Regions from separate parts of the Homo sapiens genome. Here region 2 is linked to region 1. Evidence: read pairs that join two places in POLR2A ChIA-PET (ENCODE). Cell type or tissue: OCI-LY7. All regions are shown on one strand. Each heading gives the region's core, and the rest is flanking DNA. Links, peaks and the distances in the headings are about the cores only. Region 1 overlaps C1orf167 (chromosome 1 open reading frame 167). Region 2 has its middle 7.7 kb from the start of RNU5E-1.

Region 1 (2,908 bases), core at 169-2,668:
CTTTGCTTTTAGTCCAGGAAGTCTGAGGGAGGAGGAGATTGCTCAGCGGCTTCTGTCACATCCTAGGCAGAGAACAGACAGCAGACACGAGAGAGTCCAGATCCTGCAGGCCCTGCAACTGGCTGGTGAGACGTGGGGTGCTGGGAAAGCGGGGAGATGGAGCCTGGCCACGCAGGGCCTGAGCTCCACACTGGGCAGGGGCGGGGGACCCTGGGCGAATGAATGTTTATTTTGCATCTGCTTTGGCACATTCCCAGAGACAATCTCATTTGAGCCTCACAGTGACCCCCAAGAGGAACTGTGCCCATTTTACGGATGGGGAACTGAGGCACAGATAAGTTAAGTGACTTGTTTGAGGACACACAGCATGAGAGGAGCACGGCCTGCATTTCTGGGCTGATACACTGATGCAGGCCCACACCAGAGGCTGGAGTATTGGAGCTAGACTTCACTTACTCAGAGATGGGGGGTGCCCTGCGACAGGCACCCCACATGTCAGGGGCCCCTCCTGGCTCAGATCCTCCCATCTGCTTACTCTCTCTTTTCTCTCCCTCCTCCCTCTCTCCTTAGTGTTCTTCCTGTGGTGCCAACAGAAGAAACGGGCCAGACAGGAGAGGGAGACTCTGCGGAAGGCCACCAGGGCCACACAGAGGACAGGGAGCTTCCCCCAGGCCTGGCACTCTACTGCTGCAGGTGTAGCCTGGGTGGCCCCACTGAGCCCCCAGCACCAGAGAGCTTGGCTGTGCAGGTAGGATGCCCTTCCCTTTTTTTTGAGATGAGGTCTCACTCTGTCACCTAGGCTGAAGTACAGTGGCACCATCTTGCTCACTGCACCCTCCACCTCCCTGGCTCAAGCAATCCTCCCACCTCAGCCTCTCGAGTAGCTGGGACCATAAGCATGTGCCACCACGCACAGCTAATTTTTTTGTATTTTTGATAGAGACAGGGTTCCACCATGTTGCCCAGGCTGGTCTCGAACTCCTGAACTCAAGTGATCTGCCCACCTTGGCCTCCAGAAGTGCTGGGATTACAGGCGTGAGCCAGCATGCCTGGCCCCCACTTCCCTTTAAGTCAGCTCTTGACTCCTAGTATTGAGAGGCAAGGATGCAAATAGGAAATGAAAGCAGCCATCGACTGAGCATGCCTAGAACATGCTAGCCCGCCCCACTGGCTGGGATTTGGATATAAGCAAAGCTTAGTCCCGGCCTCCCACCTCTGCCCATCATCACAGTGGAACCCATGGCTGGTGGGGGAACAGACAGGAAACTAGCAGTCCCAAGGGTGTATGTGAATACCACCTGGCTTAAGTGTTGTGAAGAGAAGGAACACAGATCTATGAGTTTCTTTTTTTGCTCCCTGGTGGTTAACTTTTTATTATGGGGCATTATTATTATTATTATTATTTGAGACGGAGTCTCGCTCTGTCACCCAGGCTAGAGTGCAGTGGCACGATCTCGGCTCACTGCAACCTCCACCTCCTGGGCTCAAGCGATTCTCCTGCCTCACCTCCCAAGTACCTGGGACTACAGGCACATGCCACCACGCCCGGCTAATTTTTTTTGTATTTTTAGCAGAGTCAGGGTTTCACCATATTGGTCAGGCTGGTCCTGACCTCAGGTGATCCACCCACCTCGGCCTCCCAAAGTGCTGGGATTACAGGCATGAGCCACCGCACCCGGCCTGTGGGGCATTTTTCTTACTCAAAAGTAGAGCAGATAGGATAATAAACCCCAGCGCACCAATTACCCAGCTTCAACAAAATCAGCCTCTCTTGAAGCTTGTTTCATGTGTACTCCAAATACATCCCCCGCTCCAAATTATTTTGAGGCAAATCCCATGCATTATACCATTTCATCCATAAATATTTTTATATGCCTCTCTAAAAGATAAGGACTCTTTAGAAACATAACCACTGGCCGGGCGCGGTGGCTCATGCCTGTAATCCCAGCACTTTGGGAGGCCGAGGCAGGTGGATCACTTGAGGTCAGGAGTTTGAGACCAGCCTGGACAACATGGTGAAACCCCATCTCTACTAAAAATACAAAAATTTGTCGAGTATGATGGTGAACACCTGTAATCCCAGCTACTCGGGAAGCTGAGGCATGAGAATTGCTTGAACCCGGGAGGCAGAGGTTGCAGTGAGCCGAGATCGTGCCACTGCACTCCAGCCTAGGCGACAGAGTGAGACTCCATCTCAGAAATAAGTAAATAAATAAATAATAAAAACATAACCACAATACCACTCTCACAACTAAAAAATAATGAAACAACTGTTCCTTAATACTCACGAATATCTGGCCAGTATTCACATTTGCAAGTATATATTGTATTAGAGTTTGCAATGAGGTCCATGTATGGCAGTTGGTTGATAAGTCATTCAAGTCTTTTTATTTTTAATTAAAAAAAAATAGAGACAGGGTCTTACTGTGTCACCCAGGCTGGAGTGCAGTGGTGCAATCATGTCTCACTGTAGCCTCAAATTCCTAGGCTCAAGGGATCCTCTCACCTCTGCCTCCAAGTAGCTGGGACTATAGGTGCATACCACCACACCTGGCTAATTTTTAAATTTTTTGTAGAGATTTAATTTTTTGCCACGTTGCTCAGGCTGGCCTCGAACTCCTGGACTCAAGCAATTCGCCCACCTTGACCTCCCAAAGTGCTGAGATTACAGGTGTGAGCTACCATGCCTGGCGAATTTTAAAAAATTTTGGTAGAGACAGAGTCCCACTGGTGAGCCATGATCGCACCACTGCACTCCAGCCTGGGCTCAAGCAATCCTCCCACCTCGGCTTCCCTGAGTGCTGGGATTACAGGTGTGAGCCACCACGCCCGGCCTGTTAAAATCTTTGTAAACTATAGGCTCCCCTTCATTTTTTTGATTGCACGTTATTTGTTGAAGAAATCAACT
Region 2 (2,908 bases), core at 136-2,635, 130 kb after region 1:
AGGTCGGCCCCTGTCCCCGGTGCTGAAATGCGGGCGCCCGCGGGGTTCACGGCCAGGACTCAGCCCTGGAGTCCCTGAGACCGCTAGCCCCGTAGCAATCCCCTATGTAGGATTTGTTTCAAGGGCTCAGACCGGCACAGAGCCCCCCAGCTCTTCCTTGCCTCAGATTCTGTCCTTGGGTGATCAAATCCTGCTTTCTGTCTCCTAAAATTGTCTCTAGCGCTTTCTCTGGGACCACTCTAGTGCCTCTGAGCAGGCATCACAGGCTGGCCCATCGGATCATTATTTGTACTTTGGTCTTATGCTTTATCCCCTCCAAACCAACGGGCTCCCACTCTCAGCTGGGCTGCAGAATTTCCCATCCCCCTGCCTCTAACATTCCTAGGGGACTCTGTTCCTTTCCTCCCTCCTATCCCTTGCTTTCAAGTTAGTTAAAGCTAGACAATGAGGTCGGTGCAATGCGTCTGCATCTGGCAGGGGCAGCCACCTTCCTTGGAAATGGGGAGAGATGGTGCAAGAGAGAAGAGAGCCGGGAGAATAGGGGTGGGGCCCCAGGGCTGAGGCATGCCCTCCTGAGCTACTGCAAACTGCAGCCCCCAAGGGCCCAGGTGACATCATGTAATGGGCCTTAGCAAGACCCCCTTCCACTTCTGGGCCCTTATCTTCCCCTCTCAGCTCCTGACCCCTCCCCAGTCAGATGCCCTTGTTTGTAAGCTCTGCATCTCTCCCCTTCCCTCTCTCTCTTTCCCTCTCTTTTCAATATCATTGTTCTTTTATTCTTCTGATTATAAAAATTACTGTTGGCCAGGCCCTGTGGCTCACGCCTGTAATTCCAGCACTTTGGGAGGCTGAGGTGGGTGGATCACGGGGTCAGGAGATCAAGACCATCCTGGCTAACACGGTGAAACCCTGTCTCTACTAAAAATACAAAAAAATGAGCCGGGCATGGTGGCTGGTGCCTGTAATCCTAGCTACTCAGGAGACTGAGGCAGGAGAATCGCTTGAACCTGGGAGGTGGAGGTTGCAGTGAGCCGAGATAGTGCCACTGCACTCTAGCCTGGACAACAGAGCAAGACTCTGTCTCAAAAAAAAAAAAATTTCACCGGGCGTGGTGGCGAATGCCTGTAATCCCAGCTACTCAGGAGGCTGAGGCAGGAGAATCACTTGAACCCAGGAGGTGGAGGTTGAGCTGAGATTGTACTACTGTACTCCATCCTGAGCGACAGAATGAGACTCTGTCTCAAAAAAAAAAAAAAGTGTGTTTCTTTGCACACATTTTTGTACATTTCTGTTTCCTTAGGATGTATTCCCACATGTGAAATTATTGGCTTGACATATATTAACTGTTAAAATACTTTTGTTAGGCTGGGCGCGGTGGCTCACACCTGTAATCCTAGTACTTTGGGAGGCTGAGGTGGGTGGATCACTTGGGGCCAGGAGTTCAAGACCAGTCTGAGCAACATGGTGAAACCCTGTCTCTACTAAAAATACAAAAATTAGCCAGGCATGGTGGCACACACCTGCAGTCTCAGCTACTCAGGAGACGGAGGCACGAGAACTGCTTGAACCTTGGAGGCAGAAGCTGCAGTGAGCCAAGATCGCACCACTGCACTCCCACCTGGGCAACAGAGAGAAACTGTGTCTCAAAAAACACTTTTTTTAGGGCTCTTGATACATATCATCAAGTGACATTTTAGTAAGATTGGGCCAGTTCCTATTTCTACCTGTGGCATCTGCGTTCCTGTTTCACTGTAACATGGCTGCCTCTGAATTTTATATTTTAAAAGTATTTGCTAATGTAATAGATGGGACGTGACATACAGAGTTGCTTGTATTTGGAGTCCTCTGATTACTAGTAAGACCAAACAGGTTTTCACATATTTATTAGACATGTACATTTCTTCTGGAAAATTTTTCTCTCTACTATCAATGATTTTCTATTGCAGTTTAGTATTGATCCCATTAATTTTTCTTTTTTTTTTTTTCTTAGATACAGGGTTTCACCACATTGCCCAGGTTGGTCTTGAACTCCTGGGCTGAAGCCATCTGCCCTCTTCAGACTCCCAAAGGTCTGGGATTACAAGCGTGAGCCACCGCACCCAGCTTTATCTCATTAATTTGTAAGGCTTTTTGATATAGTACAATTGTTAACCCTTTGGTGTATTGCAAGTATGATTCTGGTGGGAGGCTCACCTTTTTGCTTGATTATTTTTGACACACAGAATTTCAAAATGTCAAATATATTTACGGTAACTTTTTAAAGGCTCGGCATGGTGGCTCACACCTGTAATCCCAGCACTTCAGGAGGCCGAGGCTAGCGGATGGCTTGAGCCCAGGGGTTCAAGACCAGCCTGGGCAACATGGAAAAACCCCGTCTCTGCAAAAAATACAAAAAATTAGCCAGTATGGTGGCATGAGTGCCTCTAGTCCCAGCTACTCAGGAGGCTGTGGTGGGAGAATCACCTGAGCCAGCGAAGTTGAGGCTCCAGTGAGCTATGATCACACCACTGCACTCCAGCCTGGGTGACAGAGCGAACTCCATCTCAAAAAAAAAAAAGAGGCTGGGCACAGTGACTCACGCCTATAGCTGTGCTGGAAGGCCGAGGCGGGAGGATCACCTGAGGTCAGGAATTCGACACCAGCCTGGCCAACATGGTGAAACCCCATCTCTACTAAAAACACAAAAATGAGCCGGGCGTGGTGGCTACTCAAGAGGCTGAGGCAGGAGAATCTCTTGAACTCAGGAGATGCAGGTTGCAGTGAGCCGAGATCACACCACTGCACTCCAACCTGGGTGACAGAGTGAGACTCTGCCAAAAAAAAAAAAAAAAAAAGAATGGCCAGGTGCAGTGCTTCACACCTGTAATCTCAGCACTTTGGGAGGCCGAGGTGGGTGGATCACGAGGTC

What was found. Peaks named below come from ENCODE experiments on the same cell type or tissue, not always from the same donor. Only the 100,000 strongest peaks of a DNase experiment are listed, where the experiment ranks them.
Region 2: POLR2A ChIA-PET joins it to region 1 with 11 read pairs; 15 of 35 experiments call an interaction of 5 or more read pairs at or near these places.

Annotation. Positions count from the first base shown.
Region 1 is chr1:11,771,512-11,774,419 of GRCh38, forward strand. C1orf167 (chromosome 1 open reading frame 167) reads left to right here. Exons shown (of 21, transcript NM_001010881.2): 7 at 13-125; 8 at 571-748. Among named protein-coding and RNA genes, the nearest start is that of C1orf167-AS1, 6.7 kb to the right of the region's middle. In OCI-LY7, for the core only: no CTCF peak of the experiment used is centred there; a DNase peak (open chromatin) is centred at 1,200; H3K4me3 peaks cover 514 bases; H3K27ac peaks cover 1,427 bases.
Region 2 is chr1:11,899,035-11,901,942 of GRCh38, forward strand. No RefSeq gene overlaps it. Among named protein-coding and RNA genes, the nearest start is that of RNU5E-1, 7.7 kb to the right of the region's middle. RefSeq lists an enhancer at 1-355. In OCI-LY7, for the core only: no CTCF peak of the experiment used is centred there; a DNase peak (open chromatin) is centred at 1,627; H3K4me3 peaks cover 264 bases; H3K27ac peaks cover 580 bases.